Linked DNA regions of Homo sapiens: region 1 is linked to region 2. A link is a loop called in an ENCODE intact Hi-C map of the cell type or tissue named here. Cell type or tissue: IMR-90. All regions are shown on one strand.

Region 1 (8,000 bases), 550 kb after region 2:
GTCTTCCCAGGCACTTTTGAGGAGTCTTATGAAATAAGACCCAGAACTGTTGACTGGCAAGACAAAGGCAGTTGTCCCTAGGTCTTTGTACCCCCCTGGTCCAAGGTGGTCCACAGGCCTTCACTCTTTGACACTTTCAGGATGAACAAGTATGAGTGCAGAGAACATTCCTCTGGGCACCAGTTGTGGGGTCAGAAAGCTCTAAGGCAGAAGTGAGAGGTATTAAAGATAGGCTGGGACAAAACACCTTCTAATTGGTACTTGCATGAAGTCTGTTAAAGCGTGCATGAAACTGGACACTACATCAGTGGATGAGTAAGAGGTGGGATTGAGGGTTTTGATGTCGTAAATGGGCATGCCCTGCACAAGGTTATTGTAAAAATTAAATATAATAAACTAAAAAAAATTAAAGCAAACTACCTGACATGTTGTAGGCTCTCATTATAGGCCATCTCCCTGGATGATCTCACCTACTCGCATGCCAGGATTACCATCTGCATTGTTGGTGCATTCCAAATCTATATCTCCAGCCCAGAACTGAGTTGACATTTATATCCATTTGGATATATTTCAGGCACCTTAAAATGAACAGATCCAACATTCAGCTAGTCAGGTTCCCCTGCTTCATCCCCCATCTTTAATCATCTTCTCCCTTTTCCTGTGTCAGTAAATGAGGTCAGCATCCCAAGGCAGAAAGTTTAACATTCATACTTTTTCCCTTTATCTCCCTCATCCCCTTATCTCCCTCATCCCACTCCTAGTCAGGAGTCATTACCAGTTCCTATCTGATCTACTCTTAAACAGCTCTCAGATGTCTGCTTCTCTTCCTTTGGGCTGCTACCACTCTAATCCAGGCTCTCTCTGACTTAGATTACTAGAAGTTTCCCAGTAGTCTCCTAACTAACTCCCATAGTCTCGATACATACGCAATCCTGTTTCCAGTAAGTTCATCCTTTTTCAGAAATATAGTCCTGTTACTCTGTTCATTGTCATCCCATTTTCTGATGCTGAGCACAGTACCTGATCCATAGTCCAACTCACTAAATATGGAAGGAGCAAAGAAGACAAGAAGGGCAAGAATTAATTTGGGAAAGGTTAGGACAACAGTAAATATAAACAACACTTTAAACAATAAGAATAGATGAGATTATCTGTCCTATTACCTTTATTTTCACTTTACTATTTTCTTTTTCCCTCAGATTTCTCTCACTTTACCCATTTTTTCCCCCACATTACATTTCTTCAGTCTTAGGTAGCTTCTCTATCTTCAACAAATTAAATGCAAAGTAAAATAATCGTTCAGATAGTAATAGGAAGAAATAACAAATCAGTTGTATTATCCAACACTTGTATATGGAGCTTTACAATTCACAAACCCCTTTCCTATAAATTTTATGAACAGAGGCTTTCAGAAACTTCATCTTTTTCTTATGAAGAAATAGTGAAAACTATGCTTAATATTCACGTGTGAAGGGTCATGAGAAACATGAGGTGGAGGATTGTGCTTGTCGTGCTTTAAAGCTTTATTTGTGACTGTCTCAGAGATATAATGAACTGAGTATAATATCCTTTCCTTTCTCTTCACTCAGCCAAAGGGTCTCTACTGCTTCACCAAGTTCAATTAGCAGAACTAGCAGGATATTCTGCACTAAAATGACCTGGATCCTACATGGGGAACTTTCCAACTCAGCCGTCTCCTTCCTTCCTTCCTTCCAAGGGAGCATGTACACTGACTATCCCTCTTTTTCTTGCCTTTCATCAATCATACCTCAGTTAATTCCATCTCAGTCAGTCCTTTTCTTATTTGCAGGCACACATGAATAAGCTGACCTTCAGCCTGAGCATTATTTCAGAGGAAAAGCTAACATGAATTTGTTTCAGATTTTATATCAATTGCAGTTTTGAAATTGAAAAATATAATTGGTACAACTATTTCAGAGGGTTTTTTTCCATGTTTGGAGGTATTAATTTTTTTGTCTTTACTCCTTACTTCTATTTTAATCAGTATTAAAACCAATGAAATTGTTCATACTTTACTCTGGCAATGGTCACATTGGTATTTGAAAACAATTTGACTCTTTGTATTTGTTTCCCAGAGATTATCTCACACTTTTCTCAGTAAAAGGAGAGAAAATTGTTAGTTGATTAATTTTGTGAAGTAGCCTCTTTTGTAGTTAAACAGTAATAAAAATGTACTGATAAATGGCATATTAAGGAAACTGATCTTTTTTCCTTTCTTCAACAAAATACTTTCAGAAGTGAACATCCACTTGCCCAGCTTTACTGCCATTCAATCATGGAACACCATCATTTTGACCAGTGCCTGATGATTCTTAATAGTCCAGTAAGTACCTAATTTATTGTTGTGGAATTTTAAAAGAGAGCTTTATAAATTCAGTTTTATTTTTAGTTCTTGGATTTATTCCCAGCATCATAAATTCTTGCACATACTTTATTCCTTTTTGGGTAAGGAAGGCGAAGCCAAAACATTTGAGATCCTCACAGCCTCACTTCTCTAGACAACCAGAACTGTCTACATGTTGCCCAATAAGGGAAATTTGGTTATTCTACTCTACGTGGCTATTCCAAATTAGAAACAAACAAAATGTGTATTTTGTGGCTCTCAGTTAATTCTGCTTTTTTTGTTTAATCGAATGAAGTGGTTTCTATAGCTCAAGCATTTGCTTTCACAAAGCAATACCCTTTCTTCTTTTTATTGAAACTTCCAGTCACTAAGAGAGGATTTTATTAAAGAATAAAGCTATTTAACTACTTGGTGAAATGAATATTTATCAACATAAGAAAGCATATGCTATGCTATGCTAAACATACTTATGTTAAGGAAAACAAGATTAACATAATATGCACCAGGATATTAACAATGGCTGTGCTGGTGTAATGAAATTGTTAATCTTTGTTTGGGGGGGATGGTTGTTCATTATTTACATTGTCGGCTGTGTGTATGTATTACCTTAATAATAAGAAAAAATGAAAGTTTTAACTATTACATTGAACATACACAATGCATGACATATAATCTTAAAGCAATTTTACAATATTGCTAAGTTTACTCAGTTGGGCTAATTCTTTCCTGAGCCCTGGAAAAAAATTCAGGGATTCCCATCACTTTTCTGGTCACTATTTTATAAGTAAAAGCCCTCTAGTTACTTTAGGTTCCAACATATAGTATAGAGTTCTCAACTCAGAAACAAAAATGTGTACTCCTGGGTAGCAGTCCAAATTTTGAACATGATTTAAAGTTTCAGGTTTTCTGTTACTGCACTGGTAGGCTTCTCCCATTCCCTACCTTGTGTTTCTTCTAACTCCTTCCTCTCTCCCCAACCTCCATGTGGTTTCTTACCTCTTCATACTTGGAGAATGGGAAGGGAGAATAGGTAAGAAACATCAAAACATTCTTAACAGACTGGTACTGATATGAGTGCCTTGCTTTTAGACTTTCCAGACAAGAGTCAGACACAAGTCTACTCTAGCCCCACCTCCACCCACTAAATGATAGGAGACATACACAGGAACTCCACACCCCTCTCTCTTACCTGAGGTAGAGGGGAACACACTCTCACGCCTCCCTCAACACCTCAGTGTCGGGGAGGAATTAAGAGTTATATAGCCTGTTTTGGCAACCTCCTTATAAAATCTGTATATGGTCTAGTACAGATTGTTTTTCTACAACATGTGACTGTTTAATGTGAATTATATCATGTGTGATTGGGAGGTAGAAGAATGGTATCAGTATACTATAGACGTTCTATCATTTCATACACGACTTCTCTGGGGTAAGAGGTGCCAGAATTATAGAAGTTGAATTCTGACCTTCAGCAATAAAGGAAAAAGCCCTCCCTTTGGCTCGTGCATATACAGCCCTTTCCATTCTATCTTAGGAATATTAAAAATGAGCACTTGCACCTGAGGCTCTCTCCCTCGCTTTGGACTGCTGTAGCCTCTTGGTAGCTTGCTCTTCTTTCAATGCCCACCTTAATAGCAGAGTTACTGTCTCAACAATCAATTCTATATGCATTATTGCAGGGCCCCTCAAACCAGCATTTCTACTTGATTGTTTTTGTCCATCTTTAATGTCCTCAGAAGCAGCCTCCAGACCTGCCAGACTGGCCTGTCCAAGTTACTTCCAGAGGAACCAATTCTTGGTTTAGTTTGTGCTCTGGTTACAAAGTTGCATAGGTTTTGAGTGGTCTTTCCCAATACCATTTTTTCACAAAATCCATGTTATTTTTAGTGTACGGTTTTTCAGAACTGAAATTTCTCAGGAATGTATATGTCATGTTATAGTAGGAACATCTGTACTTTTGCTATCTGTGTGTTTCCACTAAAACTTTCATTTCAGTATCCCACTACAAATTTAGCTCCAAAGAAAGAAAATATGCTTTTTTAAAAGCATATTTTACAGTATTCCTATCAACTGACCTGTTACTATATAACTTATTATGTAATATGTTGTTACTTAATATATAAGGAATCTGATTATCTATATGGCTGGCTCAAATTATAAGACCTATCTATATATTCTATCTTTGTAAGCATAATTACACAAGAAATTATATCCTCAGCTTTTGAGAGTAAAAAATAAAAATATAGCACCAAAAGACATTTCATCTTCCACTTGAAATTGTTTTATCTTAAAGTAAGTATCAGAAGGTATTTTCTGAATAGTTTTCTGTTTAGCCTAGAATCTAAAATGATTTAGTATTTAAAAATAATGTTTATGGTTGTAATTATAGATTATTGTCATTAATTAGATCCATGCCACAATTTCAGCATCTAGTTATCCTTTAATCAATGTGTTTTGGCCCCAGCCTAACATACCCAGAAGTTCTCCTGTCTTCATAACAAATCCCTTGCCTTCAGATCTCATTCCTAAGCGTCTGGGTTTTTTCTTGGCCCTAAGATATAGGAAGCACATCTGACTCAACTTACAGATGTTGTTTTGATTGTATTCTGAGTGCATGGTCTGTGTATTTTACTTAGTTCAAGATTAGAGAACCACTATGCTTTAAATTACAGATAAGAAATAAAAAATGGTTACATAGTGAAAACTTTGAATGATTTGCACATGGATTAGCTACCTTTTAAATATTCCTTATAGATGTTTCAACCCACGCTTTCTTTCACCACTGACCAGTAAGCACCCTTTGGCTCATGCCCTTTACCCATCTATATTAAGATGTTCCTAAGGAATATGCACTGTTATCATAACTGACCAAGTTAAAATTATATAAATTTGCACCAGAAATGTTACTGGATTTATTTAAAATGCCATAGAGAAGTTTAAAAATTTTACCACTTCTTTCTTCATATCCATTAATATGGCTTTTTTTTCAAAGTTTTACATGCTGTTAAATTATAGCGATTAGTCTGCCCTACGGAAAAGGATAGCTATTAGATTTTAAGTCTGGACTAAGGCTTAAGGAGTATAAGAGTTGGAAAAACATGCATATGTAGGCAGATGAAGCATTATGAAGCGGTTTACATGTATGACAGAGGGGTTGGGTGGGAACATAGAGGGGAAACTTTATTTCATGGTATTTAAGTGTGTCCTCCACATTCATTAGAATACTGGGCATGTGTTTAAGATATGTGAATATATTTCTAGATTTTGTTCTTGTCAGCAGCTTCTCCAGGATGTTAATACTGGTTTTCTTTTTTTATAAAGGGCAATCAGATTCTCAGTGGCCTCTCCATTGAAGAATATAAGACCACGTTGAAAATAATCAAGCAAGCTATTTTAGCTACAGACCTAGCACTGTACATTAAGTAAGTTTTAAGAAATAACCTGAGAAATAGGTATTTGAAGTCTTTTCATTGTTTCAAACTTTTGACATCCATATTGAGAAATTTCAAAGCAGAAATGTCCTGGCAAAACTGCTTATCAGAATACGGAGCAGTTTCTGAAAGGGTAGCCAGAAAAGTCTACTCCTTTGGCTTATACTGCTGAAAATTAAGAATACCTATTATTTCTGATGTTTATCTACCACTGTGTCTCTGAAACTATATACAAATCTAATAGCCATCTCAAGGTCAGTCATTCCAAGCCATGTTGTCCAAAGATTATATAGATCATTTGCTTTTCCTCCTTTCCCTTGCTCCCCACAACTTCTGACCATTTCATGACTCCTTTATACCGTCATTCAAGCTTAGTTGGGCAGGAAAAGGAGTTACTGCCAAGCAAGTAACTCTTGTTTCTTTTTATTTGATTTTGGCAGGAGAAGAATATTTATGTAGAACTTTGAAGTTGTTGATTCTAAAATAAGAGTATACATTAGAGTTGTCTCTGTGATTATGCATTTTCATGATTAAACTGCCTTTCTAAAAGCTAGAAAATACTTTCCTGCATTTGAGCAATCATAAGTTTCCAACTCCTAGCTGAGATCTTTGACGCATGTGTGGGAATGAGGGGAGTCAGGGAATCACTCTCAGGATTTCCTTGTAACATGAGTCTCTCTCCCTCTGTAAGGAATTCACATTCATGGTTGTAGTTACTCTTAGGAGAAGTAAAAACACATAGAAAAAACACAAAAACATCTGCCAGATATCTACTGTTATACATCTAGAAGTAACTGCATGTGCCTACTTAATTGGTTTTTAGAGCATTTTGAGGTTAAGACAAAATAATATATATTAATAGTAAACTTCAGTTTATTAAAAATAATTGCAGAATAAGGATTATCAAATTACCAAGAATTTGAAAAATACCTGTAACCACAATGCCTTTCTAAGCTTTACAGGCCACATGGGTCTCTCCTTTGAACCCTTATGAAACATACTTTTCATTTTTTATAACCATATACTATCAGTTTTATTACGTAAGTTTTTCTTGAGTCTTGTGTCTCCAGGTAGATATTAAACACTGCGAAAAGAAAAATTTTTGTCTTATGCCTTCTCAAAATGCTTAACAATACTGGGCACATAAAGAGGTATTCACTGTACACCAAATATTATTATATTCACTGAATAATAACAAATATTATTTTATTTTAAACTTTACCTAGTCTTTGTTTACTTCAGAAGCACTTCACAACTTTAGATATTTTTATCCCCTACCATGAAATAAATGATAAACTGAAACCTATAGATCTTATTATGCCATGCACTTAAAATACCTGAAATCATTCTCAGCATCAAATTTTTAACTCATACTGTTTCATTTTTCTTAAAATAACAAATATTCAAGAATTGAAATTACCATAATTTGTGATCTATAGTTAAAAATTAGGTGAGGTTTAATGTTTTATCGAAAGCAAATGATAGAAGGGGGAAAGTGAGGTATTAAAGATTTGTAAATGATGATTTTATAGTGGGCTCTAAGATGGGAAAAAAAATCAGAGGTTTTTTTTCACCAAAATTTAGTCCATGAGTCTTTGTGGACCAAAGGGATAAGACCCTGGGTACTCATTATAACTAACAATTTTTTTTTAAACATTGTAGGAGGCGAGGAGAATTTTTTGAACTTATAAGAAAAAATCAATTCAATTTGGAAGATCCTCATCAAAAGGAGTTGTTTTTGTAAGTAGGTTTACTATCTTTAAAGCTGAAGTTTTTTACCCAGTTAATTTTCTCACTATTTTTTCCTCACTGTTAGTTTTTATTGCAATTATTTGTTACAATATGATGATCTTAAAAGCGGTCAGATTTCTCCAGAGGGTTGTACAAAGAGTAAATTTGAATATTTACTTGAAAAGAAATGCATTTGCAAATCCAAGTGAATGAACTGTTCCTTTGTTCTAGAAAAACCTTTAAAATGTGGTAGAGTATCAATATATGGCTATAGGTTTCCCTTATTCATTTTCCTAATTCATTGTAATGGAAGTGCTGAAAATGGAATTATAAATGTTGTGGAAGTAAGATATAGCTGCAAAATGTTTACTTCTCTTAAAGAAAATCTGAAAAGGTAGAGCAGTGAGGTCAGGGTCCAGACATGGAAGGAATACTATTAAGTCTCTATGATTAAAACAGTTTGATATTGGTGG
Region 2 (8,000 bases):
TATACAACTTCTTGTTGAATTAAATTGATTGGCAAAAAGACTAAGCTACTGCCGTAATCACCCCTTTATTAAATTTTGTCTTATTTATCAGATTTATGTAATATAAATTGAAGGAAAAACATTATCATGCAAAAGTAATGTATCGTAGTCTCCCTTTCCACAGGGAGACCCACAGTGAATACCTGAAACCATGGATAGTATGAACCCTATATAATGTTTTTTTCTTATGCATACATACCTATGATAAAATTTAATATGTAAATTAAGCATAGTAAGAGTTAATAATAAACTGGAACAATTATAACAATATGCTGGCATCACTATTCTTGTGCTTTGGGACCATTATTAAATAAGATAAGGGTTACTTGAACACAATCACTAAATTGCACGGAAGTTAGATACAATATTTTCTTTACTGAAATAAATGTTCATTGAGCAAAATAAATTAACTAGTGATTGGAGACCAAGCCAAATGACCTTTTCCAGCAGTGAGTGGTTCAAAATAGAAGAGAGGCAGCAAGATTAGTTTTACTTTTAGAAAATAATATACTTCAATGATCTTATCCCCAATTTAGGTTCATTTGATCTGCTGATTTATACAGACAAAGATTTGGTTGTACCTGAAAAATGGGAAGAGTCGGGACCACAGTTTATTACCAATTCTGAGGAAGTCCGCCTTCGTTCATTTACTACTACAATCCACAAAGTAAATAGCATGGTGGCCTACAAAATTCCTGTCAATGACTGAGGATGACATGAGGAAAATAATGTAATTGTAATTTTGAAATGTGGTTTTCCTGAAATCAAGTCATCTATAGTTGATATGTTTTATTTCATTGGTTAATTTTTACATGGAGAAAACCAAAATGATACTTACTGAACTGTGTGTAATTGTTCCTTTTATTTTTTTGGTACCTATTTGACTTACCATGGAGTTAACATCATGAATTTATTGCACATTGTTCAAAAGGAACCAGGAGGTTTTTTTGTCAACATTGTGATGTATATTCCTTTGAAGATAGTAACTGTAGATGGAAAAACTTGTGCTATAAAGCTAGATGCTTTCCTAAATCAGATGTTTTGGTCAAGTAGTTTGACTCAGTATAGGTAGGGAGATATTTAAGTATAAAATACAACAAAGGAAGTCTAAATATTCAGAATCTTTGTTAAGGTCCTGAAAGTAACTCATAATCTATAAACAATGAAATATTGCTGTATAGCTCCTTTTGACCTTCATTTCATGTATAGTTTTCCCTATTGAATCAGTTTCCAATTATTTGACTTTAATTTATGTAACTTGAACCTATGAAGCAATGGATATTTGTACTGTTTAATGTTCTGTGATACAGAACTCTTAAAAATGTTTTTTCATGTGTTTTATAAAATCAAGTTTTAAGTGAAAGTGAGGAAATAAAGTTAAGTTTGTTTTAAATTTGTCTTAAAACATTTTGATACTGGTTTGGTGTTGATATAGTTAAATGGTAATTAGAATTGATTCAGCATAGCTAATGAATTCTTGTTCCTACGAAGTTATAGAACTTAAGGGTCCAAAGTTGAGTGAGTCTTGAGGTGTCTTCAATCTAATGGATAAACTTTGATCACATCCTGTTCATCTCATAGCAATAGACTTAAGGCTATTACTTCATCATTGTGAAAAGATAAATGTCCTTTGGAATTAGTCCAACAATTCCAGTTGAACAAGTGTTGATTTTAGTACTTTACTATACTCTTAGCCTTATTGTCAGCCTACTTTTCCTTATATACTTAAATACTATGCTTATTCCTGTGCTTTCATTAATACCCTCATCTGGTACATGCTTTCTATCCAGTTCTCACCTGTTTTTCCAAGGTCAGTTTAAGGCAGATTTGTAAAGTCTTCTCTAATCTCTAATCTAAATCTGACCTCATTTTGTAAAAATTCAGTTTATTAATGTTTATTATTAGACACTAAGTTCTTTATGTGTATTAACTTATTTAACCTTCACTATTTTTAAGTAATTGCACATAGTCTGAATCTGTTCATTCAGAAATTACATATTGAGCAAATACTGTGGATCAGTGGCAGTTTCTGGGTTCTCAGTGACAAATTTGTAGACTCTTCATATCTTTATGGAATAAGTGGACCACTGGTGTTACCAACCTAGATGATTTCAAGAAAAGTGGCAATTAAATGCTTCATTTGTATTTTAACTATTTGAGAAGTCAGACTAAATTCTGCGAAATCACTTTTCCCCCCCAAGATGGAGTCTTATTCTGTCGCCCAGGCTGGAGTACAGTGACGCAGCTCAGCTCACTACAGCCTCTGCCTCCCGGATTCCAGCCATTCTTCCGTCTCAGCCTCCTGAGTAGCTGGGATTACAGGCACGTGCCACCACACCTGGCTAATTTTTATATTTTTAGTAGAGAGAGGGTTTCACCATGTTGGCCAGGCTAGTCTTGAACTCCTGACCTCATGATCTGCCCGCCTTGACCTCACAAAGCATTGGGATTACAGGCGTGAGCCACTGCGCCCGGCTGAAATCACATTTTTAAAGGTTGTGTGTATACTCTGGTCATTTCAACTCAGCTACCAATATTAACAGGATTAAATTCTTAGATTTTTGTATCATTTGCATGCTACTATTTACTCTGAGGTTTCTGGAGAGCTAGTCATGATGAGTCATTTTACCCCTTACAGATTATATAATCAATTAAGAAATACACATTTTGGGCTGGGCGCAGTGGCTCGCGCCTGTAATCCCAGCACTTTGGGAGGCCGAGGCAGGTGGATCACGAGATCAGGAGTTTGAGACCAGCCTGGCCAAGATGGTCAAACCCCGTCTCTACTAAAAATATAAAAATTAGCTGGGCGTGGTGGCGGGCGCATCTCAGCTACTTGGGAGGCTGAGGCAGGAGAAATCGCTTGAACCCATGAGGTGGAGGTTGCGGTGAGCCAAGACCGTGCCACTGTACTCTAGCCTGGGCGACAGAGCAAGGCTCCATCTCAAAAAATAATAAATAAAAAAGAAATACACATTTTGGAGCTGAGTGGGAGCCAAACTATGAGTTTTATTGAGGTGAAGCTATACTGGAAAAGCTTTGCCCTGTAGCTCCAAGTGGACTGTCCCATCCTCTTTCTAGACCTTGAGGCTTACCTCAGGAGGATGATGTTTAAATCAACAGCTGAAAGACTTGTGAGTGGTTTCTACACCATGTTAAAGAGAAGGTTCTAAGACAGCATGATAGGCCTCTAGGCCTGGCCTGGACTCTGGCTCAGTGTTGCTTACCATATGTAGAGGATGAACAGAGGTTAAGCCCATCAAGGTCTGAAGTAGAGCCCAGGAGGAACTGAACTGTATCTGGCTTTCAGGATCCTTTTCCCAGTGTCATCAATCAGAGAAGTCAAACCTCTGTGAGAATGCTTGTGCAGAGGTATAACAGTCTCATGTATTGGTTGGCTTTTGCTGCACCTTTCTCATTCTGTTGGAGGGACATTGGTTAGTCAGGACTCTGAAGGCCAGCTTTTTCACACTGACCAAAGCAAGTGAAGGTCAAGCCTAACTTTAATGGGACCAGGAAGTATACTCCTCCCATGGAGGTGGTGGGAATGGCACCGAGAAGTTTGATGACAGTTATCTAATGGACTAGAGGTTGGCAAACTTTCTGTAAATGGCCAGGTAGTAAATAGTTCTGCTTTTGAAGGCATATGGTCTCTTGCACCTACTCGAGGCTGAAAGCAGCTATAGACAATACATAAATGAATGAGCGTGAGTGTGTTCCAATAAGAAAAAAACATGGCTGTTTGCTTCGGCCCCAGGGTTGTAGCTTACCAGTCCTGTAACAGATCACAGTTTGCTCTTTTGGTCACAAATACTTGAACCCCTCCCTAGTTCAGAGCATTTGATACCGTAATATTTAAAGCTCACTTGTAAAACATCGTTTGTTGCCTCCATCCATAGTATCTCAAACAGAATGTCTCTCCCAAATATACCTAAATTCCATATTCTCTGAAGCACAACCAGCTATTTTCTTGACATACTTCCTAACACACCCCACAGTTCACAATTTGATCTGAAAACTTGTTAAGGGAGGTTCTTTGGCATGTGATGCCATAAAAAGAGAGGTATGGGCTCTCCTTTAAAAAAGAGACCCTTTTTATGAGACTCACAATAGGATAAAGAGCCCATGCCTATTTTTAATCATTTTTTCACTATATAGACATGCATGCTGAAAAATGTTTTTATTAGTATAATGCTAATTATACTGACTTCCTATATATTTTAGCATATAGATTCAAAGATTATTAGCACAATAAGGTAGATAACTTCATAGACCATTTCTTCATCTTGTTTTCATTTAGTATGTAAAATTTATCTAAAATTTACATGAAAGATCAGAATAGCTATGTAATGCTACTTTGTAACTCTTATATTTTCCACCAGATGTCACTAATGCTGTAATATTCAAATTAAGATGACTTTCTTTTGGTTCTAAAGGCTGTAAGCTTATTGGAAAAGCAAGGTTACTCAGCATTGGAATTCCTGGCAACAAATATATAAATACATTAGGGGAATAAACACTTAGCATTTATTATTTACTAGTCACTTCACATGAATTTTTATTTAATTCTCATGCTTTTGTGCACAAGTAAAACTGGGGGTCAATGGGCATGCAAATTGTGTCGTGGTTTTTGAAGTTTAGTGGTCTCTCCTATCCCTGGCCAAGGAAGTATGCAAATTGTATTGTGGTTTTTGAAGTTTAGGTGATCTCTTCCTTCTATCCCTAGCCAAGGAAGTTCATCCTGACTCCCCAACAAGCATATCAAAAGGAGTGTTTCGTCACCTTTTTCCTCTTACCCTTTACATCCTTTTAGCAATAAAGTGTTCAGAACAAACTGGTTTTCCTTTACTGTGCTTTGCAAAACTTATTCATGTTTTATTGGGTGACTTTGTATTTACACTTTCCTCAGATAGTCTGTTGTCAGATGACTTTGACCAATGATTGGGAGGAACCAAATACAGAGGATTTTATCCTATGCCTAATCTATATTGTCTACAGAGTAAATCAGGTATGAATTTGTGAACAGTAATGAAACAATTTTCCAACTAATCAGAAGAATTGTTTGTTAAGTAACCTTAATTACTCAGTTTTTGGTGAATTGTTTGCGGCTTAACTTGTAAATAATTTCTTATTCTTTTTTTAAATGTATGAAATATTTCTAGTTATTTTGTTCAATGTGACTGATAAAAGTTTATATTGGAATAGCTGTGAAATGGAAACTGTCTACTCAATTTTAAATTTTATTAGTTATATATTTTTAAAAATAGATCTTTTAGAGATATTTCCATTCTTCATAATTATGACTTTTAAAGCCAGCAGTATTCACTGAGGCTAAAAAAAAAAAAAAAAACAAACGTAGTTGGGCAAGCTACTTAATCTTCATTAGAGTTGACAATTCTGTTCCAATCTGGCAAAAACATTGTAGCCCTAGCAACAAGACTATTAGAAAAGGCCTAGAGTGAAAAATGTCAGAGTTGACCCTCTGATTACACAAGTTGGTTTATGTTACCATGTCACCTATTTTTGTCCTCCACCATGTGATCTATTTTTATACCAGAGAAACATAATATAGTTACATTTACTTGTACAAAGCCCATTTCATCTACATTTATCTGCACCATTTTGCTATGCAAGCTTGTTTGCACAAAGGAACTTACATGAGATCAAAATCTTATTTTCTTGGAATTTTATCTGTGTGGAAAAAGGCATCCCAAATATAAGCTGGACCACCCATAGTCCATTTCCTTGCAAGGGAAAGAGTCCAAACACTTTAAAAAACTTTCTAGATATGGACATATCTAGTGGATGCCTAGACATGGATATGAATTTCTTTCTGAAATGGCAGTCTCACTGACCAAGTACAGATGCTAGTGGTTTTAAAGATTGGGTCTGTGATGTGCAAAATATTTCATATCTAACATGCAGTTATTGGATCACTGTGTTCACACTCATAAGAGTCAGTACAGCTCTTTAAAAACAGGCTGTAAAGCTTACAGCCTCCAAGTCTAGGAAAGGAAATTCATGGGTATTGATCATCTACTGTATGCCAGGCACCACTGAAGTGCTTTACATCTGTTCAGCTGACTCCTAAATGAATGGAGGTTGGGGTTAGTGGGGAAATGGAAGACTTGGGCCACAAGCTGTGGTCTTAGAAACTGATGATGGGACATGGGGAGAGCCATGAGATAAAGGAAATTAAGTCTGAGTTCCAAATGAGGAGTCCTCTGGAGCAAGGAACAGCCCCCAAACCTCAATTTAGGGCTGTGAGGGAGAAGAGGGTGGGGAGAGAAGGACTGCATCCAAAATGGAAATTCTACAACTCCGCTGATGCCTCCATCGCCCCAGAGGAGACCCATAAAGCAAAACCATGAAGAAACACTGGGGAGTCTGAATCCTTTATAGAACATCTTTAGCTCAGTTTGTGGGCAGGGAAGGGATCAGTCTTCAAATTCATTCATTACATGCATTATCTCAATCCTTGCAACAACCCTGTGAGAATTGATATCCCCACTTTATAGATTTAAGAACTAAGATTCAGGAAGGTTAAGTAATTTGCCCAACTGCAAACATCCAGAATCCATGTGCTGGCCCAATTCCCAAACCAATAGGAACCAAATCCTTTTATTATATCTTGTTTCCTCTCAGAGTCTAGGGGACAGAGGAGGGTTCTCCTGCTCCAGACTTAGCTACAAAAAGACTAGAATACCGTGTGAATCTCACTCCAAATTGAGGAAGTAAGAACTTGTAGTCAAAATATTTGAATATTGCATTAACTTTTCATAATACTGCCATTAAATGTTCACACAGGGCATTTTGCTTTAAAACAGGAGCATTCATTTTCTTTCCAGCAACATTTCTTCTCTAATTCTTTCACTTGTTTTTGTAACCAAAGGTGTGTTGGAATTTGTGTTTAACATGTAATCCTGATCCTTCTACTTTGTGAGTTTTAACCAACTTGAGACATAGATGCAGGAAACAGAAGAAGATTGAAATTTATTATATGTATTATTACCCAAATTACAGCACTCTATAGTAAAGCTGGATTGGAGAATGAGCCTTACACTTAAGTCAGAAATAGGGTTTGCTACTCCTTCTTAAGTGAACCAAGCAGCCTGTGTAGTCACAGGTGGAAGGGCCAGACAACTTCATTCTTCCTTCTCCAGCCCAACTCCAACCTAGGAGGAAGCCTTGCATGCTGAATTGCCAAGGGCAAAATTAGAAAGCACTGTACTCGAGCTGCTACAAGCCATGGAAAAATTTCTTCTTTGCTGCTTGGGATGGGCTGAGAGAAAAAGTGGAGAGAGGGCCCCAGAACGTTACTCCAGTGCTGTTTTCTGTCATCAGGATTGGAACAGAAACCCTAAGAGTGGAGTAACAAGCATCCCTCCTGCTATTTGCCAGCTTTTTCATCTCTTGGTATATTACAGTGTGTGTTCCACTGGCATTATGTAAGTTGATTTTAGGTAGCATGATGACAGGCATTTTTTTAAAAAGTTTTAGTAATATATATGTTGTAATCAGAAAAATATGTAACATTGTTTATCATGAGTAAAAAATTGAGCGAAAGATTTTAAAAGTATACACAATATTTAAGGAAAAATATTATATCAGTATTAGTGTGAGCGATATGCAGACACGAAGGCCACATATGAAGGAAGGCTGGGAAACAATGTCATAACCCACTGGACTTAAGCAACTTGGAAGTAAGCCAGGGTGGGCTGTTCCTCTCAGCAGGGAAGTTGCTTGCTCACAGGGCCGTCATGTTCTCACTTTCCTAAACCCTCCTTCTTTCCACACTAATTCCCTCCAGAGCTGCCAATGGGCATTTCGCTTTTTGCCAACAAAAGTCTCTAGCAACATGAGTCAGACAGAACTGCATGCAGCACCCTAAGCAGAAAATGTATTCCCCATTCTATTTCCTATTACTGATTATGCTCAGTCATGTTGTCCAGAATTAATGA

The links. A loop is a pair of places that touch in the nucleus more often than their neighbours do. Peaks named below come from ENCODE experiments on the same cell type or tissue, not always from the same donor. Only the 100,000 strongest peaks of a DNase experiment are listed, where the experiment ranks them.
Region 1: it touches region 2 in a loop (12-fold over the local background); 5 of 110 quality-filtered maps call a loop at or near these places.

The regions. Positions count from the first base shown.
Region 1 is chr4:119,505,391-119,513,390 of GRCh38, reverse strand. It overlaps PDE5A (phosphodiesterase 5A), which reads left to right. Exons shown (of 21, transcript NM_001083.4): 15 at 2,257-2,344; 16 at 5,687-5,787; 17 at 7,459-7,536. Among named protein-coding and RNA genes, the nearest start is that of LINC01061, 99 kb to the right of the region's middle. In IMR-90, no CTCF peak of the experiment used is centred here; DNase peaks (open chromatin) are centred at 4,920 and 6,430; H3K27ac peaks cover 1,370 bases.
Region 2 is chr4:120,052,866-120,060,865 of GRCh38, reverse strand. MAD2L1 (mitotic arrest deficient 2 like 1) reads left to right here. Exons shown (of 5, transcript NM_002358.4): 5 at 576-5,243. The coding sequence ends at 748. Among named protein-coding and RNA genes, the nearest start is that of MAD2L1, 10 kb to the left of the region's middle. In IMR-90, a CTCF peak has its summit at 4,418 (motif pointing right); DNase peaks (open chromatin) are centred at 4,455 and 7,785; H3K27ac peaks cover 576 bases.